4 separate regions of the Homo sapiens genome follow, and regions 2, 3 and 4 are each linked to region 1. A link is a loop called in an ENCODE intact Hi-C map of the cell type or tissue named here. Cell type or tissue: endothelial cell of umbilical vein. All regions are shown on one strand. Region 1 has its middle 230 kb from the start of ANKRD50. Region 2 has its middle 70 kb from the start of ANKRD50. Region 3 has its middle 130 kb from the start of LINC02516. Region 4 has its middle 71 kb from the start of FAT4.

Evidence for each region. Peaks named below come from ENCODE experiments on the same cell type or tissue, not always from the same donor. Only the 100,000 strongest peaks of a DNase experiment are listed, where the experiment ranks them.
Region 2: it touches region 1 in a loop (7-fold over the local background); 3 of 110 quality-filtered maps call a loop at or near these places.
Region 3: a loop joins it to region 1, with 13 times the contacts of the local background. A loop is called at or near these places in 4 of 110 quality-filtered maps.
Region 4: a loop joins it to region 1, with 7 times the contacts of the local background. A loop is called at or near these places in 6 of 110 quality-filtered maps.

Annotation. Positions count from the first base shown.
Region 1 is chr4:124,937,178-124,945,177 of GRCh38, reverse strand. No RefSeq gene overlaps it. Among named protein-coding and RNA genes, the nearest start is that of ANKRD50, 230 kb to the right of the region's middle. In endothelial cell of umbilical vein, no CTCF peak of the experiment used is centred here; DNase peaks (open chromatin) are centred at 3,697, 4,617 and 5,297; H3K27ac peaks cover 3,501 bases.
Region 2 is chr4:124,638,667-124,646,666 of GRCh38, reverse strand. No RefSeq gene overlaps it. Among named protein-coding and RNA genes, the nearest start is that of ANKRD50, 70 kb to the left of the region's middle. In endothelial cell of umbilical vein, no CTCF peak of the experiment used is centred here; DNase peaks (open chromatin) are centred at 4,456 and 6,406; H3K27ac peaks cover 2,328 bases.
Region 3 is chr4:124,428,892-124,436,891 of GRCh38, reverse strand. It overlaps the pseudogene TUBAP10. Among named protein-coding and RNA genes, the nearest start is that of LINC02516, 130 kb to the left of the region's middle. In endothelial cell of umbilical vein, no CTCF peak of the experiment used is centred here; DNase peaks (open chromatin) are centred at 3,251, 4,121, 6,941, 7,371 and 1 weaker place; H3K27ac peaks cover 6,538 bases.
Region 4 is chr4:125,240,350-125,248,349 of GRCh38, reverse strand. No RefSeq gene overlaps it. Among named protein-coding and RNA genes, the nearest start is that of FAT4, 71 kb to the left of the region's middle. In endothelial cell of umbilical vein, a CTCF peak has its summit at 3,255; DNase peaks (open chromatin) are centred at 3,309 and 4,169; H3K27ac peaks cover 339 bases.

The sequences.
Region 1 (8,000 bases):
AGTAGGTAAATGATTATCTCTGTAGATGATATTTAAAGCCACAACGTCAAGCCATGGTTCAAAATCTGAGAGAGAACTCTCTTATAAAATTCTGCAGTTTATTTCCATCAAATGATTTTCAGGTGGCATCTGAAAAGAGCTATTGGAAGAAATGATTATACTATACAAACTGATAGATTCAATGTTGGGAAATACAGAGGCAAAATTCAGGGGTGGCTTTGTGAAAAAAAAAAAAAACTTGTAATATTAACCAAGTAGTCTAAAATTACTGAACAAACCCCCGTTTTCTTCTCCCTTAAATATAGTGACATCATTGAAATGAGTTAGGTTTATAGAACAAACTTATTTCTTATTTTCTGAGATCCTAGTGAAATAATTTAAAATGAAGGAGAAAGAAAATTATAAATTCAGAATCAGAAAGGAGTGAACTGGTGAAGGTTTATGAAAATCATATACAACAAAGACATTAAAATATTATTCAATTTCACACAAAAACATTAAAGATACTCCAGCTATTTCTTGAAACATATGGTCTTTTTATTCTACCTTTGGTCTTCCTGCTTTAACAGAGCCAGAGAAAACAAACAACTTTTCTAAACTCTATAATAATAAATTTTTTTAATACAAAAGACAAAGTTAAATAGAAAGTTATATATAATAAAATCCTAGAAGGAAAGAATAGAGGAACATGAGAGAAAAACATATTTTTAAAGAAATAATAGAAAATAATTTCCAGAGCTGGAGACGCAAGCCTTTAAAAATATCCACAAGCTGCTGAGCAAGATAAATTTTAAACACAAATGCCTCATGATCCAAAACACATCACTATGACACTTCAGAGCAGAAAAGTGAGAATAGTCTAAAAACTTATGCATAACAAAAAAATCTGCCCAATAAAAGAATGAAAATAAATGCCAACGGTATCAGCCAAAAAGAATACTCGAGTGCATTTGAGTAAGGCTGTGAAGTCCTGGGGAAACTTAACCTTGACCTTAGATTTTCATGCCTCCCTTTCCTGTGGTCTATTCTTCAATCAGCAGGAGGAGTGAGTCTTCGAAAGTGCGAGTCAGATCACGCCATTTTCTATTTAAAATTCTCCTGTAGCTTCCCAGCTCTCACAGAATAAAAGCCAAAACCTTATCATGGCCCATAAGTCTCTTTACGATCTGGTCTTTGACTACTCTTCTACTGGGCCACTCAGACCAGCCCAGCAGTGCTTTCCTGACCTAGCCACACCGACCTCCCCTGCTGCTCCAAGCCAAGCACGCTCCTGACTGAGAGCCATTGCAACTGGAATTCCATCTTTTTTCAAATATTAAATAACTATTTTTCCAAATATTAAATAACCTTCTCCCTCATATCCTTATCTCTGCTCAAGTGTTACCATCTTAGAATGCCTTCTCTAACCGTGCTGTGGAAGAACCATGGCTCACTCTCATTCTGACCACTTAGCCTATTTTATTCTTCTGTGTCATGTTGCCCACTGGCATACTACATACCTATGTATTTAGTTTCTCTTTCTTCCACCTTAACTAGTACCTAACATCATGTCATCAAGAAATTTACTATTCGGATCTCTCCTATATCCCCTCCATATAAATAACTTTTGGCATGTAGCGCAATAGCCCCCCCTTATCCACGGTTTCACTTTTCGTGGTTTCAGTTACTTGCAGGCAACAATGGTCTAAAAATATTAAATGGAAAATACCAGAAATTTAAAAATCATAACTTTTACGTTGCACACCCCTTTGAGTAGTGTGATGAAATCTTAAGACAGTCCACCCAGGACGTGAATCATCTCTCGTCCGGTGTATCCATGCTGTATACGCACTAACCACCCGTTAGTCACTTAATAGCCCTCTAGGTTATCAGATCAACTGTCAAGGTATAGCATTGCTTGTACTGAAGTAACCCTTTATTTTACTTAATAATGGACCTAATGTTCAAGAGTAATGATGTTGATAATTCAGATATGCCAAAGAGAAATAATAAAGTGCTTCCTTTAAGTGAAAGGGTAAAAGTTCTCTAATAAAAAAAAAAATCATATGCTCAGGTTGCTAAGATCTACAATAAGAACGAATCTCCACGAAATTGTGAAGAAGGAAAAAAAAATTGTGCGTAGTATATGTAGGCTTTGGTACTATCCCCAGTTTCAGGAATCCACTAGGGGTCTTCAAATGCATCTCCTACAGATAAGGGATGACTACTATATGTACTCAATACATGAATCTCTCTTAAATAATTGACTGTAACCCTGGTTTATGTCTTGTCACTCTGGGATCTAGAATGTAAAGTTTCCATCCATACCTACGTGGCAGGGGGAAAGATTATGGCACCTTTCCCACTGGCTTGTAAGACCTCTGCTCATATATTATTACTCAAAGAAAGTCATATTTGTCATGCACAATTTCAAATTGGAGAAGTGCAATTCTACCACAGAACCACCAAAAAACTCTGAAATATTAAAAATGACCCTAATTTTTTTCAATATAGGCATAAAAACAATAGTCCAAAGTAAAATGGAAGGTCATGGTTACCAAGAAGCATGTCTGCAAAAATAAGTACCTTATACCTTTCAAGAAATAAATAAAATGAGTAAAAACTTGAATCATATTAGGGATAGAATAGAAAGGATATGTGTCTTTTATCCTAACGAGAAAAACACAAAGGCAATAGATACTCTAGGGAGATGTCAAAAATTAAACAAAAATCCATAATCAAATATGACTTTTGATTAAATTAAATATGACAAAATTAAAAATGACTTTGAACAATTGTATGTCATTACATTTGAACATAATTGTAGAAATATTCACCCTTGTGTGATACCAAAATTGACAAATTAAAACTCCTAAGAAAGAAATATAATCATAGCTCACTACTTTACCTATATAGTGAACTAAATTTACATGGTCAAGATAATGTAAATAAATAAAAATAAATGGAAAAGTTTAGTTTATTGATTTTCAACTTTTAAAGTGATTCTATATATAAAGCACATAAAATTATCCTTGGATTATAGAACTGAATAAAATGTTATCACCCTAACAATGTATAATGCAGTGTAACTTGAATGGAAGGTAGAAAAGAGAAGACGGGAAGGAAAGACATCAAAAAAGATAAAGATGCTAATATCTTTATTTTATACATTAAGGATAGTCATTTATAATGGAACATGAAATAAAGTTTTAAATAATTTCTTAAACCTAGAAAAATACCAGTAAAAGAGCTATAAAGTATTAAATATTTATTACTTTATTATAGTATTTAATAAAGTAATTATTATAATAAATAAGAAAAAGTGTTAGGGAAGAGGATAGGTTAGATAAGTAAACTGAATCCTCACCTTTAAAAGATAAAAATCAGTAAATATTTCTAAATATCATAAAGACATAGTAATAAAAGTATATTTGGGAGATACGAAGGTAACTATAAGAAAAACAAAATATATTCAAAACAGTCGCTCTGAGGATCAGGACGACAGTGAGAATTGAGAAAGGGAATTCCTGGTTTCCATTATAAACTCATCTGTAACATTTTAATAAGTGCTTATATTGCTCTCATAAGAAAATACTAAAAAAAAATGCATATATTAATTGGATGTCATAGCCCTTCAACTCTTGTCCAAAGACTACATTACACCGAGGAAGTTGATTACTCAGTTAACATGATGAGTCATGAGGCAGGTAATTTCAAGGCATGAGAAAAAAAGATCTAAACATGGAGATTAGGTAGGATAATGTATTGCCTGGAACAAACACCTAAAATGCACAATAAGAAAAAAAGAAACTATTACACTCAAGGCAAAATTATGAGTTGGGAAATCTTTGGTATAATCAGTCAGGTATTTTAAATAAGCTGTTCGTAGGGAATATGGATGTGTCACTTAAACTAAGTAACGGGGTTAACATTTAGATGCATAAATGCTAAAATAGCCCAAAGACTGGTTTGGAGCAGGGTGTGATCTGATTTATCATTCTACAAATCTTTGAGAATTGATTAATCTGATAAGTTAGGAACAGGAACAACAGATCAAAGTGACTATAACAGTATAATTCTAGAAAGATATAAAAAGAAGAAAGTTGTAAAATATAACTAAATGACTATCTGGCATTTTTCAGTGTTTTTAATGGCAATACAATTTATTTCATCTTTATCGATGCCCTTAAGTTGGGCCTAATATGTTGAAATAAGGTTTTCTTAAATGATGGAACACTATTGTTAATTACTCAATATAAAAAAACTCAGCACTGTAATCATTGTCATTATAAGCATTTATGATAAAAATTTATAATGAAAACATTTTAATTGTTTAGTCTAATATTGTTTTAATTGGAACAATAGAGCCTGTAAAGCTATATTTGTCAAACAAAACATTAAATAAAATTATGGCTGCTTTAGAAATTATGAAATATTCTTAAAATAACTGCCTCAATTAGCTACGATTGTCCACGTGGAATTCAGCAGCAGTGAGTCTGCCTTTTAAATAATGACAGTTGTGTATCAGCACTTGGAAATACTACTTGTGTGAGTTTGATCATTTTTCTCTGGAGGTGGATGTCTTCCAAGTAAAGCACATGAGTTAGTGAATGTTCTATTTCTTTTTTAGCCACGTTTTCTCTTGGGAATGTCAAATTGCTCAGCAGAGTTAAATGAATGTCTCATCTCAGTGGAATGTAATAACCATGTGAAGAATACAATGGAAGGAAATTGTGTCCTCATCCTTAAGGAGATTATAACTGAAGGGTCCACATTCAGAATACCTACCCAATGTTTTAAGAAGATACTGTAGAACTTCCAGTAACAATGGAACTTCCTCTTTTGTACTAGGATGCTTATAAAAATGTTAAATTCATTTTTATCTCTTTGGGGACTTTTGCCTCCAGACAAATGCTTCCAAACTTGACTATTCATCAAAATCACCTGTGTAGGATTTTAGGGATTATGGAGTTTAAAAATTCCCAGCTCTTACCTCCGGAGATTTTTATATGGTAACTCCCCAGGTGATTCTGATAATTAGCCTGGCCTAAGAACAACTGCTGGAGGTAATTTCAACATAAACAGAAAAACTTGTTTGACCAGAAATTAAAAGTGTGCCTGCAAAGGTCAACATACTCAGTCTGGACAAAACAGAAGAACCAAGACCTCACATTTACAAATCTATATGCCAAAATAGATAAGGTTCCTGTATGCCCTTTAATTAACTTGAAATTAAGTGGCTCTTATTTAAAAAACTAATTTTCTCACCTTATCTTGTTACATTCTATTAAGTTTCTTTTCATAACATTATTGTAGGCATATACAAATACTCCTCCAGAGGATTTCCAAAGGACTGACACTGTTTCCACATAAGAGTTAGGTTTGGTTTTCAGTGAATTGGAAAATATTAAAACATATTAATCCATAGTTGTAAACCTACAAATGTAAAACTATGTATCACCTATGACATCTTTAGCAAGTGGTAATCTATTCCTAATCTATTTCTAGTACATAACAAAAATTTAAGTCCCTAATTCTTCAACTCCCAACAACTCAGCACAAATACAGAAAAGGAAGGAAATGACAAGGAAAGTACAGAAAAGAGGAAGAAAAAAAATTGAAGAGGGAAGAAAGTGACAATACTAAAAGATTTTTATGGAATTGCTAAAACAGAAGCCAATTTTTACCAGAAAACAAGAGTATCCACTGTGTATTAACAATATCTATTTTTTTTTTTTTGAGACAGGGTTTTCCTCTTGTTGCCCAGGCTGAACTGCAATGGCACTTTCTCGGCTCACTGCAGCCTCTGCCTGCTGGGTTCAAGCGATTTTCCTGCCTCAGCCTCCAGAGTAGCTGGGATTACAGGCATGCGCCACCATGCCCAGCTAATGGTATAAAAGGAAGCTCCACTCTGCTCCATGACATAAAGTGTTCTTCCCTGGTGCATACAAGTCATAAGATGAAGGTTTCCACATAGGTAGTTGTATGTATCATTAAGTATTGACCACTCTCTTAGACCCTCTTGTTTAATATTTTCCCCCAACACAGTTGAGCTTTCTTAGCAGTCAGATTTGGGAAATAGATATTGTGTGTTTTAAAGCCTCTCCTAAGGGATGACTTGAGAAATTTCATTTTGGTTTTCTTCTGTAAACACTGGCCTTTGAAGCATGCATACATGCACAAATAATTGTGGAACGCACAGTCAGAATAAAGTCTTATTAAGTTAGTATTATGCAAGGGACTATGGTAGAGAACATTTTAACAATTCCCTATTCTTCATGGATTGATAATATTGTAAATATTATAAAAATGAACTTCTGAAAAATTAGACACACTAAACATAAGCCCAAATTATTTGTCATCTGATTCAGCAGACATAAAATGACTCAAATTGCTCTAAATGTTTCTAACCACATACTCTCAATTTCTGTACTTGCCCTGTGACGGACAGCTAGTCTGTAAACCATACTCTGAAAAATATGGATTTATCCCACTGGGTTTATCAGAATTCTTACTGGGACCAATGAATGAGAGGTTACAAATTCAAATCTCTCATAAAATGGTAATAGAATAAAAGGTCATTTAACTTGGAATTTGATTAAGCTTCACACAAACATCATAAATATGTTACCTAATGAACATAAATAAATAAACAGAAAACCTCCAAATGTATGCCCCATAATTGTTACTAGCAGCAAATCCATATGGGTCTGCAACAACCTGAATTCTTGCCTCCTCAGAAAAAAGAATTCGACTGAGGGCCATAAGGCAGAAGAGACTAAGGCAAGTTTTAGAGCAGGAGTAAAAGTTGATTAAAAGGCTTTAGAGCAGGAATAAAAAGAAAGAAGAGTACACTTGAATGAGGGCCAAGTGGGCAACTTGAGAGATCAAGTGTGTGGTTTGACCTTTTGACTTGAGGTTTTATAGGCTGGTATACTTCCGGGGTCTCTTGTGTTCCTTCTCTCCTGATTCTACCCTGGGGGTGGGCTGTCCTCACGCACAGTGGCCTGCCAGCACTTGGGAGGGGAGCATGCGCAGTGTATTTACTGGAGTTGTATGCATACTCACTTGAGAAGTTCTTCCTTTACCGGCCAAATGTCCCTAGGAGGTCAGGCACCAGTTAAACTCTGCCACTTTGCCTGTTAATGCGCATGTGTGAGACCACTTGCCCAACTCCTGAGATCTTATCAGGAAGCTACTGATCATTAGTTTCAGGTGTTTCATATATATTGGGAGCCTGCCTTTCCCTGGAGCCAGCTACTACCAATTATTTTTTTAGAGAGACAGTTAACAACCTCCTAACCATCACCCAGTGGTCACCTGACATTCCTAGTTGGGGGGTGGAGGGTCTCCTGCCCTGTTCATGTGTGACTAGCTATCTACCGTAACTAACATACATTTGGGTCCAAGCTGGATTTTTTTTACCTTTAGACTATGCTGCTGCCTTTCGACCTCCCACTGACCATTTCTCACATTCACTGTTTGAATATTTGCCTCTTTTTTTTAAATGCCTTTGTTTGTAGTTTATTTTCTGTCATTGTTAGTGTAATTATTAAGATGTCTTTCAATTAAATATGCAACTATTCATTTCTGTAGACACCTTTTTCCTAGCACAAGCTGGTTGTCTATCTTCCTAGCAAAATGCTGGTAGTTGTATTTGTATGTATCTACAATAGCATTACAAAAAGAAACAACAGAAAGTAACAAGGAAATAAAGGTGAAAAAAAGAGTTTTAAAATGAGAAACACAGAATTTTGCTAAGAAGCAAGACCAATGCAAGAGCAACTTCTTCTGTAATTGAAAGATTCTATTTCTTTGCTTTTTGTACTTTCACTTCCTGACATAACCAACCTACCTTTTGAAAGCAAGAGTTAATTCATGGTTGATGCTAAAGTTGAATATAATTCAATGTTAGTCCTTGTATACTACTGCGATGCACACTGCTGGGTACACACTTGATAGCTCAGGGAGTACTCTGGTTTAATGACATCAGGCCCAGTATTAGAAAACTACAACTGAAC
Region 2 (8,000 bases), 300 kb after region 1:
GAGCCGAGATTGTGCCAATGCACTCTAGCCTGGGCGACAGAGCGAGACTCCGTCTCAAAAATAAATATATAAAATAAAATTGGGAAAACAAAAGAAGAGCTATACAAGGATGAAAAATAAAGCATAATCTTAGAACAAAAATAGAGGCCCTACAAAGGAAAGCAAGATAAAGTGACAAAAAATAATCAGTGAAGCCAGATGTGGTGGCTTACACTTGTAACCCCAGTACTTTGGGAGACCAAGACTGGGGGATCTCCGGAGGCCAGGAGTTTGAGACCAGAAGGGCAACATAGTGAGACTCTGTTTCTACAAATACAAATAAACAAACAAACAAAAAACCAGATAAACAATCAATAAAGTCTATGATTTTACTCTAAGGTTCTGGACTATATCTCTTGATTTGTGCAAAAAAAACATTATTATTCATTAAACTGTAAAATAAACTTTATTCACACATTTCTTATATGCTTTTTATTTACATTTCTCACACTTAATTTTTTCTATTTAATTGTAGTCATGCTTATTTTCCAGTTAAATTCTTAATTAATCCAGAATGATTTTTAGTGTTCCTGGAACATTGAGAATTTATTTGCCAAATGCATACTAATTGTGAAAACTATTAGACTGGCCTCACTTAAATACAAGAAGAAACCTATTTATTGTTTCATCATCTTAGGTTCAATGCATTTAATGTTTGTCTTGGACAATTCTGTTTGTGACCAATAATGCATTTCAACTTTCCAATGGAAATGTCATTTATTTATTTAGTCAATAAATGCTTATTGAATACTTAATATCCACTAATTTCCATGTTAGAAAGTGACTTTAAAAAGCCCAATTTCTGCCCACAAGGAATTTATATTCTAACAGTCTCTTTTTTTAAACAGAGAGTAGAAATGTGATACAGAATAGAATTAGAATGTGTGCTCAATGACAGCAGAGGCCATTTCTCTTTTGTTAACATCTTGCAGTTCTTGGCATAAAGGAGATGCTCAGGAAGTAAGTCTTTAATGAATGAATGAATCCTTTGAAATAGGTTTCTAACCAGAGATAGACAAAATCTAGAAATGTAGGGTGTTTTACTGTTTTTATTTATGTGTTCAGTAGTATCTTGTTTCTAATCCCCATAAGTAGAGGGACATAACCATGCTTTATGAAAATGCAGGTGGCCACAACACAAAAACACACATGACCTTGTGGGGAGTGAGACGCAGACTGCCCAGAATGCTGGCTGATTATGTTAGAGTTCTTTGGCAGAAAGAAACAAAAGCCAACTTCAACCAAAAGAAATGTATTTTGGGGATATTTGAATCTCACACAATTCATGGGAAATGTGAGGAACCTGACCTGGACATAGACAGAGTTCAAGTTATCTATAGATTCTAGGAAAAGGATGTACAGAAATAGCAGATAATACTTGTTTAGGGAGTCACTGCTGGGGATGAATCAATGTCAATTGTTTTCATTGTCTTTGTTTAAGTTCCAATGAGTTCAGCCTGCATCATGCCTCCATGTCTTAGCTAGGAGAGGGCAGAACACCTAATTAAATTCCTGAAGATAGTATCCAATGGGGAACATGTAATTCTCGAGAGGGAACCAGAGTACCATTAGGAAAGGGAAATAAATTCTAGGAAAACTCCAAAGAAACAATGCCAGCTATACTAGTTATATGAACTGAGGCATGTCAAGTGCTGCAAATGGTGTGGGATTTTACTCTACTTAGAAGCTCACAAGTTAGCCAGCTACTATCTCATAGATGCCAGCAGAAGACATAAGACTTCTGAATTAGAGACAAAGGACTTTATTACTCATAGCACAGCAGGCAGCATGAGCTCCATCTTTGCATTGGTTTTTGTTTCACCCTAAGCCCCACTCGGATGATTTAGAGGCAGGCACAGGAGAATGCTGCATCCACAGAGGCTGCGCTGAGGAACCCAGAGACTAAGAAACCCTCAATCTTCTAAAAGGGCTGCTAACAGACTAGCTCAAATTTTGCCCCGGAGAGAGCTATTGTCTTTATTAACTTAGACAATAAAGAAATTGTCCTCTGCGCTGGAAGTAGGTATTATACCTGCAAGGCTATTTACTACACAATATCTTTGGGGTTTTAAGTATTATATGTTTATATTATATATTAATTTTTATTTTATATATATAAACATATAATATATAAATATATATAAACATATAAATACATATTATATATAAATATATATATAATATAAATATATATATATATATATTTTTTTTTTTTTTTTTAAGATGGAGTCTCACTCTGTTGCCCAGGCTGGAGTGCAGTGGCGCAATCTCAGCTCACTGCAAGCTCTGCCTCCCAGGTTCACGCCATTCTCCTGCCTCAACCTCCCGAGTAGCTGGGACTACAAACACCTGCCACCACGCCTGGCTAAATTTTTTTTTTTTTTTGCATTTTTAGTAGAGACAGGGTTTCACCATGTTAGCCAGGATGGTCTCGATCTCCTGACCTTGTGATCCGCCAGCCTTGACCTCCCAAAGTACTGGGATTACAGGCGTGAGCCACCGCGCCCTGCCTATATTTTTATATTTACTTTTTTTTTTACTTTTAGGTTTGGTGGTCCATATGAAGGTTTGTTACATAGGTAAACACATGTCACGGGGGTTTGTTGTACAGATTATTTCATCACCCAGGTATTAGGCCCAGTACCCAATAGTTATCTTTTCTGTTCCTCTCCCTCCTCCCACCCTCCACCCTCAAGTAGACTCCAGTGTCTGTTGTTTCCTTCTTACACAAATATCTTTGAAAATGTAGTAGAGAATGGAAGTTGTCACAGGATGGTCAAAAACATGAGACCCCTGGAGAATTGTCTCCCAACAAAGTAAGAGTGTGGGTTAAGATGAGTAAAGGAATACTGACAGATGAATGTCTGATTTAAGTCAAAAGTAGAAGAGAAAGCCAATGTCCAAAACATTAGAACTAAAGGTCAAAAGAACTAGAGGATAAAGATAATATTAGGGTCACAGAGCTAAGAAATTTGGCTTTTGCAGACTCAGAGAAAGCCAGGTGCAGCAATGGAGTTATCCTAAAACCCTGATTGTTATTTGTTGCTGGTGTGGGTCAGGCTGGCTTATAACATCAAGAACAGCATGTACATTTTTTGCCTCCATCTGTGTGGTGGAACTTGAAAAATTACATACATTTATTTGTGAAGAAGGTGTGGGAGCATGTAGAGATCAGGCAGAGCTCAGTTTAGGATTCAACCAAGAGTTCAACTTTACTCCATTGCCTCGTTATTAAGGACTTAACCTCTGACATTGCCTTAGTGAGAGAGCATTTATCTATGATGCTGCCTTCAAGGAGCGAGCTCTTCTTTGGTGTTAATTACTAGCATAGCAGCAGGGCCTTTCATAGACTTCTAAGAGGGACGAACACTGTGGTCATCAGGCTTTAAAATATTTTCCCCATCAAGACTTACTATGTATGATATAGATAACTTCTCTGCCTATGCTCACAGGTACTTCCTTGGAGAACAGAAGCCAAATTCTGTCATTGTTTGTCTCAGCCCTCCCCACAGGGCAGTGATGAGAGTACAAATGTGGGACCTGACCCAAGAGTGACACCCTAGAACCTTAATGAGAGAAGATAGGCAAGTATGGGCAAGGTCCCTTATTCGCCCTGCCTACACCTATTTTTAATGAAAGGTGCCTTTTAGGAAGAGTTGAAGAAGCAGTTCTTGGTTTCTGTTTTAAAAATACATCAGTCTGTTAAGGGTAAACATTAGTATTAAAGATAAAAAGTCTGAAGGTAAAGCACGAAGTTATAGTGGTTGAAGTGAGAGTCGGGACTTAACAGCAGTTAGCCCCATATAGGCGAAAGATTCTACCTAAGCAATTGTAAAAATATTTTTTAAGAGAAAGAAAACCTGCTAAGTCATTTTTGAAATTTAAGCAATGAAGAGCTAGAGAGAATTAAAATAAAACCTCAACTATGTAAGAATTGTATAATCATTTATAAAGTCTGATACAGCGTTTTTCTGAAGTATTTCCCCTTTTTTTATGGTGATCCTATTCAAATGTTAAATAAATACAGTAGCTCATAACATATGAAAGAAAAGTTTGACTCATTTCACTTAAAGCTGTTATTTAGGATGTACTTAAGTCAAATATATTCTCAATGGAGTGCTTAATAATGAAGACTTGAAGGTTATACAAAATTTCCTTCAAGGTGAAAAGTAATTTTTAAACAAGAATAACTATTTTTCTAAGGTCTGAAATGCATATTTGGGTTGGTTTAAGAACTCTCACTTTTTCAGTCAATTGGTTATTTGTTGGGAATAACAGTTATCCCTGCAATGGATGATATTCTGATCCTATTTCAAATAATAACTTAGACATAAAATTTGTCTTGAATCAGTGGGTTTTCAAACCTGGCTTGTCATCTGAATCACCTTGGCAGCTTCCCAGCATTTCTGAAAATCAGCGATGCTTACAAGTGCTGCATTGGGTCATCTAGTTCAACTTCCTCCTTTAAGAGAATGACTCAGAAAACTTAGTCTCATTCATATGACAGATCTTCTTAATCCATGTTGAATGATTTTCCATCCCCACCTCAACCCCTAAGATTTTATGTTTCTACTTTCACATCGATTTTACTAACATTCTTTCTTCCCTATAAGGGAATCCACAGTGAAGATGCATTATTTCAGAGGAGACTGGATCAATATTCCTTCTTCAACCTGTCACACAGAGAAGAGAGGCGCCTCTGTTTTCCCATCAGGGATGAGTACAGGAAACGGCAGCATATTTTCCACTTGTGAGTAATTTTTTATCTAATTTTTCAAGTTGAGAAAGATCACCATGCTGTATGAAATATAACCACAACACATAAGACATGTTATAAATTTGAATGTGTGTAGACTAAACAATATTATGGGGTTTTCTACCATTACCCTCTATAAGCATATCTAAATATCTAAAAAGCCTAAATTTCTATAAAGAAATACGTGTCAGAATTAGAGCAAGAAGTCTATCAAATGCAAGGAAACCTTTTATTTTACTTGCGTAAATGGTTCAGAGTTCCTATGTACATTCTTTACCCGGATTCTTCCAATGATAACATGTTACATTACTGCAATACATTTACTAAAACTTGGAAACTGACATTGGAGCAATACTGTAACAAAATCATAGACTAGTGTTTCACAAGTTTTTATATGTACTCTTTCTCTTTTTTTTTACAGTTATATGAAATTTTATTACATAGATTCTGAATTAGTAGTTGATGTAATTAGAAACAACAACAACAAAAAAAACAGTGGAGTTTGCAATGAAGAAGTTTAAGTTATTACTGAGTGCAGACAATGTCATTGTATACTTAGAAGAGCCCAAGTGAATAACCTGAAAAACTACCTGATAAGTAATGAGAGGTTTCAATAATGCAGTAAAGTAAAAAATACGTATTTTCAATCATTCTTACATATACAAACAATAACTGAGTACAACATGTAGTGTAACAAATATACTAAAATAGCATTTTTTAATCTATTAGTATGGCAAAAATCTCAAAACTTGATTTAAAAAAATCTCTTTTTAATAAACTCTATGAGAAATAGGCATGCTCACACATTGCAGATAGGAGTAGAAACTGCCACAATCCCTACGAAAAGCAATTTACTTATGATATTAGAAAATTATAAATTCATTTACTCTTTGACCCAGCAATCCCATTTTGGTAGTTTACCTACAGATATGCCTATACCTGTTTGAAATTATGTATATACAACTTTATTCATTGAAGCATTATTTGAATAATTAAAAGATAATTGACCAACAATAATGAAAGTATAGCACAAAAATAAAAATGATAATGGCAAGAAATTTGAAAACCATGCCCATTAGTAGAGACTGATTAAATAAATTATTGTCTATTTAATGAAACGTTCTGCAACTGTAAAAAAAAAAAAAAGAATGAGGTAGCTATTTATGTACCAATCTTTAGTAAAGATTAGTAAAACTCTCCAAGATATTCTATTATGTGAGAAAAAAACTTGGTGTAGAACAGTATGTATCTTATGCTTCCTTTTTCATAAGAAAGGTGACAAAATGTCTTCATGAAACAACCACTGGAAGGGCACATAAAAAGCTGATCACATGGTTTATGTATGGAAAGAGGGGAATAGAAACTCTCAGCTCACATGGCAAAGATGGAGGTAGACTTTTCACTGGATACTTCTATTTATTTACCAAGTGAATGTATTCTCAATTTAAAATAAGTCAATGAAACTGACAAATTTGTTTCTTTGAACTTCTTTTTCAGCTCAAATTTTGAAATATTATTTATTCGTTAGGGGCCCTTTTAGTCATTTTTTTCTGAATGCAAGTAGGTCCCATCTGCCAATTTTTACATTGGCTGGAGTCATGCCATGGTGACTCATTACAGTGTCACCTTAGCATGCCATGGTTGCAATCCCATGGACTAGCTAAGGATGCAAAACTTATTTCCTGCCTGAACTGCAGGACTTAGTGAAGGCGTGAACTTTTTTAGTCAGGCTTAATTTCAAATCTGGTATTTACCATTTCCTAGCACTTTGACCTTAGGCAAATTACGTAACCTCTCACATCTTGTTTCCTTTATTTAAAATTAAGATAATATACTCACTACAAGGTTGTGAAGATTAAAGGAGTTAACATTATGAAACACCTGTTGAAGCACTAAATAAATGTTAGTTGCCCTTTTCTTTTTCTCTTTGATTTCCACATGGCTTGCTAAATTAGGCAAACTATTTTAAATTAACTGACTTGAGTCAAATGTGTCTCTTATTTATTCATTAATAACTTTTATAGTTATTTGAGGAGTTGATTATTATGATTACGAGTAGTTCTGATTTAACTCTACTCATACAAATTCTGCTTTTTTCTGATATTGTGACTAAGACTATAATTGGCCATCTAAATGTTCAAACTAGTTAAATAGTCTTAATGCATAGCATATTCCTTCATAAGATGCTAATTGGTGGCTTATGGATTTTTTGGAAAAAGTTTATTTCATCAAAACTCTAAATAGATTTTTGATACAGACAAGCTTATCTTTTTCCCTGAGTAGTCAGAATTGATTTTATTGTATGAAACTATATGCTTTGATTTAGAGGCTAGAAGTAGAACATTTATTCCTGAATAATATCATGTTAGTAATAGAGGTGAGGCAGAGATAAATAAGAAAAAGATGAAAGCAGATTAAAAGTCAGATTAACATCTGCAATAAACTTTATCTTCAAAGATTAGTAAATATTCTGAAATATTCTCCTTAGAAAAATGAAGCTACAAGTTAGCTCATCCAGTAGGTATCTGTGATTTATTTGAGAATTCCCAAGCGTACAATTACTGAGACTTATTAAAACTAATGAACTGTCAAAAAAAAAAAAAAAAAAAAACCTTGTTCTGACAGTTCTGACAAGATGGTAAGGAAGACTTTATTACAGAACCATTGCAATAGGTATAAAAGCTATCAAAATACTGGAAAGAAATCAGGCTCAATTCTGAATACAGCAAAAACTAGTGGGAGATTTATAACAAAAGAGCAGTTTGGAGAGTCGTTGGTAGACAAAAAATTACTAAAAGGAGACATGAAGGGCAGCAGGGGTTCTGGTGAAACTGACCTAACAAGACTCTTGCTGAAGGCAGGCCAGAATGGTCAGGTATTGATGGTAGGGCATGAGGAATCTGATTATTAATAGATACTAAGAGTGATCAAATATCAAGGGTTGAGAGATTCTCTCTGAATTAACTTAGCAGGATTCTTGCTATAACTGGACCCCAGGAAAACAGGGAAACCTGAGGTTGAAGCCTAGCTGAGAAGAGGGCTCAGAGGAGCCTGACTACAGTTTGGTCAAAGAGAGTCTTTGTCAGAAACTTATAGCTGAAAGTCAAGACTAAAAAATGAGACACGTTTACACACTTCTTCAAAGGGCTGGCATTTGGCCCCCAAATTCATTTCTGAAAAATTATCCTGAAATTTAATGTTATAA
Region 3 (8,000 bases), 510 kb after region 1:
GATGAAATCTGAAATGGCCTATAACAACAGTTCTTCCACCCAGAGTAGCTCATCACTGTAAAAGAGGATGCTCTCAACAACGATGTCCGTGGTCACTATACCATTGGCAAAGAGATCAATGACCCAGTGCTGGACTGGACCTGGAAGCCGTCTGACCAATGCACAGGACTTCAGGACTTCCTGGTGTTCCACAGCTTTGACAGGGGCACTGGCTCTGGCTTTACCTCACTCCTAATGGAGCAGCTCTCTGGTACAATGGCAAAATCTAAGCTGTAATTCTCCAACTACTCAGCCCTGCAGGTGTCCACAGCCATAGTTGAGCCCTACAACTTCATCCTGACCACTCACTCACACCACCCTAGAGCACTCAGCTTGTGCCTTCATGGTGGACGACAAAGCCATCTATGACAATTGCTGCCACAACCTGGACATTGAGTCCCCAACCTACACCAACCTCAACTTCCTCATTAGCAAAGTAATCTCCTCCACTACAGCTTCTCTGCACTTTGACAAGGCCCTCAACATGGATCTGACAGAGTTTCAGATCAACCTGGTGGCCAGCACTCGCATCTACATCCCCCCGGCCATCTATGTGCCAGTCATCTGCAGAGAAGGTGTACCACAACAGCTGTTTTTGGCAGGGATCGCCAATGCCTGCTTTCAGCCTGCCAGCCAGATGGCAAAGTGTGATGGTATGGCACTTTAGGGAATATGGCTTACTGGTATGGCAAGTGTATGGCCTACTGCCTGTTGTACCACAGAGATGTACCCAAGGATGTCAATGCTGCCATTGCCACCATCAAGACCAAGTGCAGCATTCAGCTTGTGTACTGCTGCCCCACAGGCCTCAAGGTTGGTATCAACTAACCGCTGCCCACTGTGGTGCCTGGGGGTGACCTGGGCCAAGGTACAGTGTGACGTGTGCCTGCTGAACAACACAATTGCCATTGCCAAGGCCTGGGCCCACCTGGACCACAAGTTCAAGCTGATGTATGTCAAGAGGGCGTTTGTACACTGGGAAGCTGGTGAGGGCATGAAGAATGGTGAGTTCTCCAAGGCTCAGGGAGGATATGGCCACCCTGGAGAAGGATTATGAGGAAGTAGGCAACGACTCCTCTGAGGATGAGAATGAGGGAGAAGAATAGAACAACTGCCTGGAGCCTATTCATTATGGTTATTGCAAAATCCTTTGGAAATAAACAGTCTCCTTGCATGGTTTAAATAAATAAATAAATAAATAAATAAATAAAACAGAAGGATTTAGTAGCTTCAGCAAAACAGAACTTAACACCCAAAAGGATAGATATACATTTTAAAATATTTTGTAATTTGCATTGCTTTACACAGAGAAAGCATAGGAAAATATGTAGATTTTGCAAAGGGTAATTGATGGGCCTGTTTTTTTCATGTTGCTTTCAGGAATGTGTGGGCAAACAGCCTATCTCTAGTGAAAAAAACATGCAGACTATTGCTACATTAATATTCACATCCAGAACATGAAATCTGAAAACAAAATAACTATAAAATTATACCACACAGCAGCTAAATTAAAGAAGCTGAGTATACAGCTCCATATATGCTCACTATAAAGAGAATATTTTTGCAAATTAAAAATATGTGAATAATTGTCATGAAGAAGTAATTGCTTTTAAAGATAAAATAATTGGAGGCTGGTTTTGTTGTCAAATTACTCAGAACTTTGTTGGTGCTTCTAAGGATCAGAGCTTAGCAATGTTTTTGAACCTTTGCTCTTTCCCTATACCTTCAAAATGTTGTTCAGGACTTTCTATTCTAAATGCTCTGAGGAAAGTACTGTTGCTCCCCTTAAGGATCAAATGTAGAAAAAACCTGAGTGGCTGGTGACAAACTTCTACATCCCCACAACTATAAAAATTAACATGTGGCAGTAGGTTATACTTTATTACTTATCTTTCTGAATAATTGTTTTAAAATATTATTTAATGGTGGTCTTTTGTTTTATTTAGGAGTTTATTTTTGTATCCTAACATAGTAAACAGTAGCACATATAAATACACATAGAGTTACAGGGCGTAGGAGAGAATCAGACTTTATTGTCAACTAATGACTATACACTTGGTATGCATTATTTTATAATTCAAAACAATACTTTAATGTGGGTATTCATATCTGTATTTACAGGAGAGGAACGTGATATTCAGAAATTAAGTTTACATAGTTACTAAGGAACAGATACAGGGTTTGAAGTTCATTTTATCTCCAGAGTGATTAATCTTCCAAATATACCCTTTTTGATCCCATAGTGTTTGGAAGATATGATCTTCCAACCAACTTGGGAATGACTGAAACCCTTAAAGGCATCTTGGCAAATGACTCTTCAGCAAAACAAGTCTTATGACCAAGAACTTATTGAGGGCCAGAATATATTGTTAAAGCTAAAATAATTAACAAGTTCTTATGTATATTTAGCCTAATTTCATCTCTGCCAGTTCCCGTCTATCATTTGAGGTCATACACAACAATAACTCTTCTAGTTAATTGCCTTTCAACTAATTGAAGAGAGCTAGTTTTCTCTTCTTTAGGTTAAGTATCTACAATTCATTTTAAATAATTTCTTAGCAAATAAACTGCCAATCAATTATTATCTATATCTGATAGAAATTCTGATAGGAACTCTGAGAGGAACTCAGAGACAATTTTAATGTTAAACATTTAATGTCCATTTCACTGATGAAACAACTGAAACCCCGATCAACTAAGTAAATTTTAAATTAAAATTAGGCTACCTTTTCTCTAAGAATAAGAGTCTATTCTTGATTTATTTGGGTATATTACATGGCAAATTGAAGATCAGTGAATTCACATAGTGAAGATCAGTGAATGCCTTCTGAATAAAAGTTTTTATTAATAACCACGACAGACACTTTGAAATCAGTTATTATAATTCTAGATTATGTTTTCCCACTATTTCCTAGGGCTGCTGTAACAAATTTCTACAAACTTGGAGGGCTTAAAACAACAGAAATCCCTTCTCTCACAGTTCTAGAGTCTCGAGGTCATAAATCAAGGTGTAGGCAGAATCATACCCCCTCCTAAACTTCCAGGGTAGGATCCTTCCTCGCTTCTTCCACATTCTGGTGGCCGCGGGTGTTCCTGGGCTTGCAGATACAGCACTTCAATCTCGGGCTGCATCATCACTGATGTTCTCCCCTCGCGTGTCTGTCTCTGTGTCTCTTCACTATGACATCAGTCATATTGGATAAGGGCCCACTCTACTTTAGTATGACCTCATCGAACTAATTATATCTGCAGCAACCCTATTTCCAAATAAGGTCACATTCTGAGGTACCAGAGTTAGGACTTCAATATATTTGGAGTGGAGTGGAGGCCACAATTCAACCCTCAGTCAAAAGTTAATTTAGGATGTGGAATATGTAAGGAGGGAGACTAAGTCTGTTTCTCCAAATCATTTCTAGATTTCATAGACCATCATTTATTTAACTTGTAATGTAGAAAATTCAAACATCATGAAGGGCTCTTTACCTGAAGTACACTGTACCTTCTTCGATAGCTAAGTTTTAGAAAGTCTGAGCACTTCCTGAAACTCAATTAAGCGTGTCTGTGTGTCTGTGTATGTGTGTCTGTGTGTATGTGTGTCTGTGTGTATGTGTGTCTGTGTGTATGTGTGTCTGTGTGTATGTGTGCATTCTCATGAGACAGCATTTTTAGCTTTCGTCAGAGTCAAGTGGTCCACCACTCTCCCAAATAGGAGAATCTAAAATAGACAAATCAAGACAGCTCTAGGTAATATAATGAATTTTGGCAAGGACAGATCCCCATTACTTACCCATTAATTTTCCAGTTTTAACTTTCTGTTATAGGGGACTATGTTCCTTAAAACTTTTAATTTCAGTGCACATCTAGAGCCTGTGATTTCTTTCATTCTATGCTTTGTAACTTTTTAACCACTTTTCCTTTTTTCATGATATCTGTCTCATTATTCATTCATTTCCTCATAGTCATAAGCTCAGCTTTGCAAATAATAGTTAGATTTGTGATAATCAAACCTATAATGGAATTTAATACTTGACACTGAGCCAGTGTTATGTTTCATTCATCAAATATTTGGTTGGGCTTATTATGTTCCGTCTAGACATTGTACCGGGAAATAGAGATAGAAAAGATTTTTTTTTAATACTGTTCCTTTGACCTCGGGAACTCATAATTCATCCAGCATTTAAAACACTTTATGGTACATATGAATCATCTGGGAATCACGGTGAAATGCAAATTCTGATTCAGTAGGTGAAGAGGGAGAATTCTGAGATTCTAGGCATCCAATTAGTTACCAGATGGTGCCTATGCTGTTGGTCTACAGGCTGTATTTTATATAGCAGGGTTTGGTACAATCTTTCTCAACCAGACCTGGAAGAGAAGTAGGTTCTAATGTCCTAATAATATATTTTCTGTAATGAATTAATTTTATTTCAGTATGCCTAGAATGGTGTGTGATATGTACCATCCTTAAGAGAACTGTGAAAATAGTCGTTAAATCATGTTTTGTTTCTTCTGTGCTTGGGTTGAAGCTCATATCAATTAGGATTAAATTCAGGTTTAACCAACCAGAAGTCTGTGCAATGATTTAGATACACAAGAATTATCTATCTTAACAGAGAGAAGCAGGGGTTAGTAGTCCAGGGTTCCAGAGAATTTTGTTTTTTTCTTCTTCCGTTGTTCTCAGAGTGTACAGGCCAGGTCTTGTGTATGTTGTCTCAGGTTGTAACATGGCTGCTGCTCTGCAAGCTCACATCCACTATCCAGGCTGAAGCCAGAAGAAGTGGGAAGAGAAAAACCAAAGGACAGTGCCCTCTGTAAACCACTTTTAAAAAACGTTTCTCAGCAGGTAAGCTACTCAATCTTTGAGTGTAGAGCTGGATCACATGGTCAGGTCACTGCTAGCCAGAAGTGTGTGTGGAACCTGAGTATTTAAGCCCTATCTGTGGAGTTTTCACAGTAGAAGATGAGAAAGCAATTGTAAATGGTTCTGAAATAGGCAGTCCAGAACTATGAGTTAACTGCACTCATGGAATTGGCATGCTTAAAAGCTAAACAGGAATCACTCATGCTAAAATGTACAACAGTCATGTAAAACAGAAATTCTTTTAAAATGTTCAAGCTTTTTAGAACCTCAAAGTTATAATTTCAGGAACTGCCTATTCTGATTAGATACAGGTTTGGCTGTGTCTGAGACATCCACCTAATGCAAATAGAAGTGTGTTTCTCCTCTTGGTTTCCCAGAGTAATTTTCTTAGTTCTGCAAATTTTTTTGTATGTAGAAATAATACCTTAATTCATACATGAACACATATATTTCATTTTTTACCTATAAAATATCAAAATCTTACATAAGAACATGAAGTTGTAAATAATCTTAACATTGTAAGTACATTGTAGACAAAATATTTGGAATATGTTATTCTATTTATTTATTTATTTATTTATTTATTTTTGAGACAGTCTCGCTCTATCACTGCAGTGCGTTGGCGCAATCTCGGCTAACTCCAACGTCTGCCTTCCAGGTTCAAGCGATTCTCATGCCTCAGCCTCTCAAGTAGCTGGGATTACAGGTGTGTATCAGCACACCCAGCTAATTTTTGTATTTTTAATAGAGGCAGGGTTTCACCGTGTTGGGCAGGCTGGTCTTGCACTCTTGACATCAAATGATCTGCCCGCCTCAGCCTCCCAAATTGCTGGGATTACAGGCATGAGCCACTGTGCCTGGCCTGGAATAGATTATTTAAATATAGTTTTTCTTTTTCATTTTAAAATCAAGTTCTGATATTTATAGCTGGTTGTCTATTTGACTTTAAAAGTCCACAAAATAATAGTATCAATATATAATCTACCATGACTTAAATAATTAATGTATTTTAATACCATTTATCCTGCTAACCACCAGTTGAGGTCCTTATGTTTTCTATTTTCCTAATGAAAAAACTGAAGTTCAAAGAAGTTAAGTAACTCCTGAATAACACACAGTTACTAAATGTCAGAGCTGGATTTGAAACCACTTGGGTTTGAAACTTTCCAATGCCCCTCTCTCTTAGAAGGGATGTGTGGAATTTTCTCTTATTCTGCTTACTAATTACCTTCATGAAATTCATGTTATATGTGTGGAAATAGCAAGGACCCATTATTTGTGTGCATTCACTTTAAAATTAGACCTGATTTTAACAATTAAAAATATGAGCTAGGCTTACTTGTTGGAAATTAGAAATGTATATATTTCTTAACACTGTTATTAGTAATAAAAATTAGAGAAAAAAGGAAAGAGCAGAAGCATCAGGTAAGTAAACAGAGATGTGGGTGACATGTAAAGAAAGAAACTCAAATTATGAATGAATTGCCATCTCTATGATATATAAGTAAAATAACATTTTACTTTAAAAAGTAACCAGGACATTAGGACTAAATGAAAATGAGCCATCAGCAGTTCAAGCATTTTAGATAGTAAATGAAATGAAATATTTAAATTCACATTTAAAAATTATAATTTTTGGTGGTTTTAGGTACAGACATGGAGGAAATCTGAACAATCTGATTATACAGAAAATCTAAATTTTCCATATTTAAAAAATTTACCTCTACAATATAATTACTCTAATAATTAAAATAAATTTTAAATACACTAAATATTTTTCTCTTTCATTCCATTCCACAAAGAATCATCAAGCACCTACTATATTCCAGTCCTTGAACCAGGTGCTAAGGCTGTACTGAGATGTACATGGTCCTAATCCTGCCCTAATAATTCAGTCTACTCGGTCATGAGATGAGAAAACAATTCAAGCACAATTCATGGGGCCACTAGGGGAGCAAACAGGAAATTACTTATTTAAGTCACTTTCAAAAAATTAATAACCTTCAAAATTAGTAACCCATTTTTAAAATCCATTCCAAATGAATAAAATATAAGGCTTGAAGTCTATAAATGGGTAAAGTCCAATTTTCCTGAAAACTTTCCACTGCAAAATGAACACGCTGGAGGAATACAGACACTGAGGCCAGCCTTAAATGAGTTAAAAGGTGTTGCATTAAAAAAAAAAAAAAAAGAAGAAGAAGAAGGAAGTTTTGGTAGTTAAGAGAAAGGATAAACAGTTTATAGTTTCAAAGTTCTTCAACTTTAGAAGACAGCCATAAGAAGGGACATAAAAATTGGATGTGTGTGTGTGTGTGTGTGTGTGTGTGTGTGTGTGTGTGTATGTATACAGTTACATGTTTGAGCAGGAAGTTTGGCAGGCAGAATCTAAGAAGTGAGGAAGCGACTGATTGCCCCTGGGAGTTGGCAGGAAACACACAGGCCGAGGATAGGAATTAGAAGTATTTGATAGCTCAGAGGAAATCATGGCACAGAGAGGGAAATAGTGTAAACACAAGGGTCACGAAATAAAGACAGAGCGCTTGGCTCCCTGGTGGATGCAGGCAGGAACAGAGGCCATAATCCAATAACCCAGTGTACAAAGCACCTCCATCACCGAAGCAGCGGGCTTGGCAGGAAGCATAGATCATACCATTATGTCCTCATTTCTCTCCCCTGTCGGGAACAGACTTTATGACTAAACTTCAGATAGAAGACATTATAGGAAAAAAATTGTGGGGCACAGTTTTAGAAAAAGAAGGAAGATTGCCTTGAGCCCGTTTCACCCAATAACCTTTATGCTACAGATCAGGTTTTGAAGTTAATGGTATTTATTTTGGCTTTTCATGATTGGAACCTGTGATGTGAATTTTGATATCGATATCTAAAGAATAGACTGAGGCTTTTGACTTTTTTTTTTAATTAAAAACTGATTATCAGAGATAGTTATACCCTGAAGCTAATGAAGGTAAAACATCTGAAGGTAAAACATCAGGGTCTCTCACTTGAATTTGGTCTTACAAGACCCTATGCTCAATTTTGCATTTGTAATTTTAATTCCTTTTCAAATTGTATAAAGAATATCCTTTATAGAGAGATTGTT
Region 4 (8,000 bases), 300 kb before region 1:
TATCAAAAAAAGTTTAGGCTATATAAACTTATGTCTAGCTAAAAATAGTGTTACAGAAAAAAATTATTTTTACTCTCTTAAAAATAATTGATAAAAATTGAAGAATTTATTTTTGAAAGAATAGTGAGTGAAAAGTACATTTTGGAGAAAACAAATAAAAAAATCATTGATGAGGCTAACTATTGTTTAGTCTAATTATTTTCCACCTAAAATTTGTGGATGTGTTTCCTTTGCTATTTATTTATTTATTTATTTATTTAATTTATTTATTTCAAATTGACAAATACAAATTGTATATATTTATTGTGCAAAACAGGATGCTTCAAAATATGTATACATTGCAGAATGACTAAATCAAGCTAATTAATTATACTCACATACTTTTTCATGTGGTAAGAACATGTAAAATCTACTCTCTCAGTGATTTTCAACTATACAATAGAGTGTTATTAACTATTGTCATCATGCTGTACAATAGGTCTCTTAAACTTACCTCTCCTTTCTAGCTGAAATTTTATATCCTTTGACCAATATATTCCTAATTCACTAACCCATCTCCTACGCCCTGGTAACCACCTTTTTACTCTCTACTTATATGAGTTCAATATTTTTTTTTTTTTTAGATTCCCCATATAAGTAAGATCATGTGGTATTTCTCTTTCTGTGCCTGGTTTATTACACTTAACATAATGCCCTCCAGATTAATCCATGTTCTTGAAAATAACAGGATTTTCTAAAAGGCTGAATAATACTCCATTGTTTATACATATCACATTTTCTTTATTATCTATTAATGGACACTTAGGTTTTCATATCTTGGCTATTTTTACTATTTATGCTGCAATGAACATGAGGGTGCATACAGCTTTCCTTTGTTTTGGATATGTACTCAGAGTTGGATTGCTGGATCATAAGGTAATTTTATTTTTAGTTTTTTGAGGAACCTTCATACTGTTTTCATAATGACTGTACTGATTTACATTCCCACCAAAAGTGCACAAGGTTTCCGTTTTCTCCACATCTTCACCAACACTTGTTATCATTTGTCTTTTTGATAACAGCCATCCTAACAAGCATGAGGTGATATCTCATTAGGACTTTAATTTGCACTGCCCTGATGATTAGTGATAATGAACATTTTTTTATATAATTGCTGGCCATTTATATATCTTCTTTTGAAAAATGCCTATTCAGGTTATTTGCCCATTTTTAAATCAGCTTATTAGTTTTCTTGCTATTGAGTTAAGTCTCATATATTTTAAATATTAACCTCTTTTCAGATGCATGGTTTGCAAGTATTTTCTCCTGTTATATGAGTTGTCTCTTTATTCTGTTCCTTTTGCTGCCTAAGAGTTTTTTTTTTTTTGTTAGAGGTAATCCCTTTGCTTTTCTTTCTCATTAATCTTCTCTATAGTAATATGATCATAGTTAATATTTACATAGGCTTATTCTTTTATGAACCCATTTAATCCTCACTAAAACTCTATTATCTGTATTCTTATTTTATGGGTGAAGAATTTGAGACAATGGTGGTAATATACCAAAATTACCAAGTGGCAGAACAAGGATTCAAAATCAAGCAACCTGGATTTTACTCATCTTGTGTAGTTGTAACTTTATACCCATTATTTCCTTGATTGCGGTGATGGCAGCACTAGCATATACATATATCCAAACTCATCAAACTATATACATTATTTATGTGCAGGTTTTAATATACCAATCATACCTCAGTAAAGCAGAGTGGGGGAGAAAAAAGGCCATTAAGAAGCAAAGTAAATGACAAAATAAACGACATTTCTCAATGAGCTAGAAAAAAAAAGAAATAGCAATATTTCATTTCATTAACTTGTTGATGGGAAAGCAGTATGGTAAGTCACTTTAGAAAAAAGTTTGGTAGTTTCTAATTAAGAACATGCTTTCCACACATCCTAGTACTGTACAAGTATTTATTCAAGAAAAATAAAATCTTACGTTCTCACAAACACACAAAATTTAAGCAATCTGAGTTTAGAGTTTATCTTCCAACTACAACTGAACATTTACTTTGTATGCATAGTTTTTAAATATATATATGTAATTTGAAAAATATTTCTAGACATCCTTTCTGATTCATGAAAAATCATTGATAATTCAGAAATGACAAATTCTTCAACTTTATTCTAAATGCAATATAGCATTTCTGTTTACTAACTTGCCTACCAAACTGTCTTTGGAGCATAATGTAAATTTATGCTTCATTAATGTCTATGTTAACTGATATTTACTTGCTCATACATTGATAATTGTTCTTCAGAATTGCTTTTCAGATTTTACATTTTTTCAAAAGCATCACATCTATCTAAATGCATTCATCTAGTAATTCGTATTAATTCTTGTGACGACATTTTGTGATGGTTACTTGAATCATCATTAAAACGTTACTTGTTTCCATCAAATAAAACATTGATGGAAAATGATTTCAGTTTGCATTACTGGATTAGAAATAGTTTCCTTCAAATTTTAAGTAGTCCAATTTCTTTCTTATGTAAGAATTATTTCCACAGTATTCAAAGTAAATTGGGACTTCTCTTTTGTTTTATATTATCTTTTTAAATTCTGTGGGTGCAACAGATTCTCATCTTGTTTCAAAATTTGTGATAATGTTTAGAATTCACAATACAATTAGATTAGGTGCTTGGAAGTCAGAATTCACGTATCTGATAGCTGAATGTAAGAGCTCTCATATCAGTCAAACTCACATGAGAAAGAAAGAAAATTTCAAGATATTCAACACTTTATTATAAAATAGGCTTTATGTTAGATGATCTGATCCAGCACCTCAAGAACGTATCACTGCATATCACTAACCCAGGAAAAGATCAAATTTCAAAATTCAAACGAAGTATGGCTTCTACTGACTGTACATTTCTTTGGCACCAACATAAAGTCAAAAAACTGTAAATAAAACTATCACAAATTGAGGACCATCTGTACTAGCATTTATAAGAAAGTTCTAATTCATTGCTAATTAAACATGTTCGAAAAGTAAATTACCATTCTTGTGATGATGTATGATTTGGCTATCTATGCATCTACAGTTCCTTATAAACCATAAAAGTCAAGGTATCAGTTTCTGCTTGGCTTAAATAGCATGCATGTTAGTGTGTACAGCCATTTTTGAAAAAGGGGTGCTTTCTGTGAAAGACAATATTAATCTCTCATCAATGGAGCTAAAAATGTCAGTAAACCATTTAAGTTTATTTTTCTTTGGATTGTCTGTCTCCATCCTGTTATTTTAGTTTTTGCATCACTAGGGGCCACTGTTGTCTTTTAAATATATTTCACAATTATGAACGTCTTTAAATACTATATCTGAGTAACTTCAAAATTGATCAATTTTAGAAATAGAAGGAGGTCATGTATTGTTTTTTAGGCAGTCTGCCTACTTGAAATGTTTTAAAATGATTTTTGAGTAATCTTAAAACAAAATGTGAAATTTTCTTTTAAAAATTGAGTCACTATATATACAAATGTAGATGTTATTCTACAAATTGATATTTATTTTACTCAAAGTCTCTGTTTATAGTTATAGAAAGATCACAAACCTACTTTCAGTGAAATGTCTTTGCAAAATAATGAATTATAAAATATGTTAATAGTAATCAAAGATAAGAAAGAATAATTAAAGCTATTGAGTGCCAAACATTGTTCCAAGAAAACTCCACTCACTATAGCATTTAATTCATATAACAACCCTATGAGTTATCTATCAATAATATTCTCAATGTATAGTTGGGGGCACAGAGGGCTTAAGTAAATGGCACAATTTACTTAACCATTTTAATGTACTTAACCAATTTAATGTAACCATTAGCATAATGTTACAACAGTTGACTAAAAAAAGTAGTAGATACAGGATATATGTGTATGTGTATGTACATATAAAAATATAGAGAATTATGTGTGTACACACATGCACACACACATTTTGATAGTGATGTCATTGTTTAGATCTACACAGCATCTGAGATTTTACCCTACTTGTAAGTTAGAAAATTAGCCTGGAACTGTTTTATATATGCTCATAAAAAAACACAAAAGTCCTGTAAAGGAGACAAAGGACTATATTACTCACAGCAAATGTAGTAGCCAGAGCTTCATATTTATACCAGTTTCCTCTGTCCTCCAGACCCACGGGTGTTTATACATGCAATGGATTGTACCGCAGCAGAGAAACATTGAGGTTGGGGAATGTATTGCTTTTATAGCAAGTGGGAACAAGCCTGCTTTCTGTCCAGGGGCAGATGCTACCTCTTCTCAAGGTTGGACACCATAATCACAACCTTGGAAGATGGCTCAAATAGCAGTCAGGACTTTGCATTTTTAGAATACCCAGCAAGAACATGCAGGAATGTTTAGGCTCCATGGCAGAGTGCCTGTTCAAACAGTCATCCATTGATTTTAATATGAAGTGGTTTTCATTTAATTTAATATTTTTATGGCTCACTCCTCAACCTCCAAAGGACAAGAAGAATGGATGACCGATGGCAATGCTGTAAAAGCAAGATAAAGAAAACTCTTCATATTTCCTCTGATTGCATTTCTTCTCATTTCTTGTAGGCAATATTGTTTGGCAGACTCAGCTTATTTTTGTTCTTGTTTTTCTAGATTGTTCCATTACATTTTCATTCATTTAATAAGCTTTTACCCAGTGCCCAATTTGTGAACAAATTTGGCTCACAACCTCATAATATAAATTTTATTCAATATAATTATTTTAGAATTTAATGGTCTTTTAAAATCTCTAATATATAAGAATGTTATATTTTGATTTTTAACTTTATATCTAATACCATGTGTCAAAAATAAATTGCATTTATAAACTCTATCCATGATTTTATATATGTTATAAGCTATACTGCCACTTAAATTGTTTCTTGTTTTAATTTGTGATATATCTTCTATTTTTCTCTTAGGTATTCCTTTGTTGAAAGCTAGTAGTAGTTTCTTAAAACTATTTTATTCACAATATTCATTTTTTTCAATAGAAGATGATTTAAAATTATTACTTATAATAATGGCATTCCAAAACAATGCTTTATTTACCTTACTATTTATCTTACAATCTTCTTTAGTATTTATAGCATCATCTTTTACCAGAAATTACAGATTTAGAAAGCTAACTTCACAACTGGATTTCTAAGTGTCTATAAAATCCAGAAGTCAATGAATATAACTTAAAAATAAATTTTAGTATGAGACGTGGGTCTTTATCACCGTAAAAGTATAAGAATTCATTTTCCATCACACTATGGATTCGAAATCCTTAAAGACTGGCACTACATTTTATTTCTTATGTTATTTTTTTCATGGAATACAGGAAATCACATGCATAATACATTTTATTAGGACAAAAAGTTTAAAAATAAACTTTAGAGAATGACTCTGATACTGGAATTGATAACTCTAAGTTATTGTCTGAATCCACACCAATTTATCATTTTTTTCTGGTGAGAGTATATCCTAGGATCTAATACCACATTTCAAATATTAGTTACATGACATTGGGCTGTTCGTGTCAAGCTTCTTGCCTTCATTCATTTTGAAAAAAAAAAGTTAAAAACTATTATTGAGAAGCTTCCCTGAAATTATAGGTAGAATTAACACATACTGGTAAACAGAATGTATATTTGATTATACAAATTTATCACTATATATTTGTACAGAGTTTCTACGTTTAGTAAAAATTCCAAAATTCTATTTTTTGAATTAAGAATTTCAACTTTTCAATTTAATTTTTTGGGAAACTGTAGACTTCTGTAATTGTCAGAAACTTTGAAGATTACACTTGTCTACCTCATTCAGAGAGGAAGATGTGTCTGAAAATACACTTCAGATGTGGCCATCATTCTTTTCATGAACATTGCCCATGTATTTATGCAAGTACATGGAGACAAATTTATTTTTCATGTAATAGGTACATAGGTATCTATTCATTCAAAAATGTTAAATTAACTTAAAGAAACATCATGCTATGAAGGAAAGAATATGGGTCTTAGAATTAGACGTGTTGTATCATTGGGTCTACTATATACTAACCACAAATATTTGTATTTATTCTTTCTGAATGCCAATTCCTTTAATTTTTTCTGATGTTAAAAATGTCAAGATGAAAGTGTGAGACAAATAATACTGTCTTAACAACATAAATTATTACATAGGTTAGACATCTAGAAGTCTACCTAGAAAAGTCAGTCAACATTGTCTACTCTTTTCGTGATTCTCCTTATATCAATTTTTACAATGCTTTTGTGGTTCAAAGTAATTATACAGCATTCACACACACTATCTTATGCACAGAAAGAATGTAGGCTTTTAAATAATAAAAAACAATTGCAACATTCTGACTTAAAGAAGACACTTTTCATATTTCACTTTAAGCTATTCCAACATATTTGTGCAGAGTTAATCTCTCTTTGTATTAGTAAATATAATTCAGAAGTATTTTACCAGACATTTCTTTCTTTTAAAGAAGTGTGGGTAAACTTCAGATCTATTGCTTTAGGGCAGCTCTTTTTCAATTGTTATTTAATGATGAAACTGTACTCTTTTTTAATCCTGGGCAAGTTTTGTTTTGTTTTGTGGGTTTTTGGTTTTTTGTTTTTTACAATTGCATGTTTATTTACCTGGAATTCTGATGTGAAAAAAGATCAAATAATGATAGAAGCATACTTTCCTTTGAAAGCAGATATTGATATGTCACAATGAATCTTTATTCTCTACCACTGCTACATCTATAATTAATTCACAATGGGGAAGAATTGATTACTTTCTTTATGCTTCTAATCAAAAAAATTCTGCCTTAAAAATAAATTAGCAGTGATAGAACAACTCTGAGGATTTACCAGCACTATTCAAATATCTAATCACTAGCAGAAGGGAGAAGATGCTTTAGACAATGAATTTCCTACGAATGTGGGGGAATTTAGAATTTATTCTGTAAATGAGCTGTTTTCTGTCAATCATAGTTTACAACTAGAATCCATAAGGTCTCATAAACATGAGCAAATTTGCTCAGCCAAAAACATTGGAATAGATCTTCAAGTATTCTTATCTTCACAAGTAGGACTCCTCAAAGTCATTGCAGCATTTAAGAGAATGAATTCTAATGTGGTCCACTGATGCACTCACCTTACTGGGTATTTCTTTTGAGTACTGAATGTAATAACTATAAGATATTATGTTAGTATGGTATTATGTCTCTACTGAAATGGGAAGATAAGATGAATATGAATCATTGATTCTTGGGGTTATGATATTGTATGTTTGACAGAGGGTTATGAGCATATTAATGCAGCAGTGGCAGAGTCAAATAAAGACTCTCTACAAACTGGCATGACTTTTGATTGACTACACTTGTCAATATCCATTGCTTCCACACATGCAAACAGCATGCTACAAACAGCTAAAAAGTTACTGCTATTGTCATTTAATTACTAATATGATCAATTAGACCAAGATCAGCAAACTTTCTCATTAAAGGATCAGATACTAAATATTTTTCAACCGTAAGTTATCTGTCCCAGTGGTCAACTCTGCCATTATAGCATCAAAGCAGTTATGGACAATTTATCAATTAATTGGCATGGCTGTGTTTCAATTAAACTTATTTACAAAATAGCAAATGACATGTGGGATTTAGCATGTGAATTGTAGCTTGCAATTCTTGAATTAGACCAGTCACAACATATTTTAGGCATAACACATAAACTTAAGTGTCATAAAGACTGGGACCTCGTCTGTCTTGCTTGCCCTTCGACCTGCAGAGTTTCACATAGTACCAGAGATGTACTAAATTGTATTACAAAACACACTAAAATTTGTAAACAAATTTTGCTAAATTAAAAAGTTAATGTGTATAGAGTATAAAATAAGTTCTAATAATTTTCTGAATTGTTGCTTCATACTCAGTTTGTATCAATAGCTATACTTTAGAAATATACTAAGAAATTTCAGTG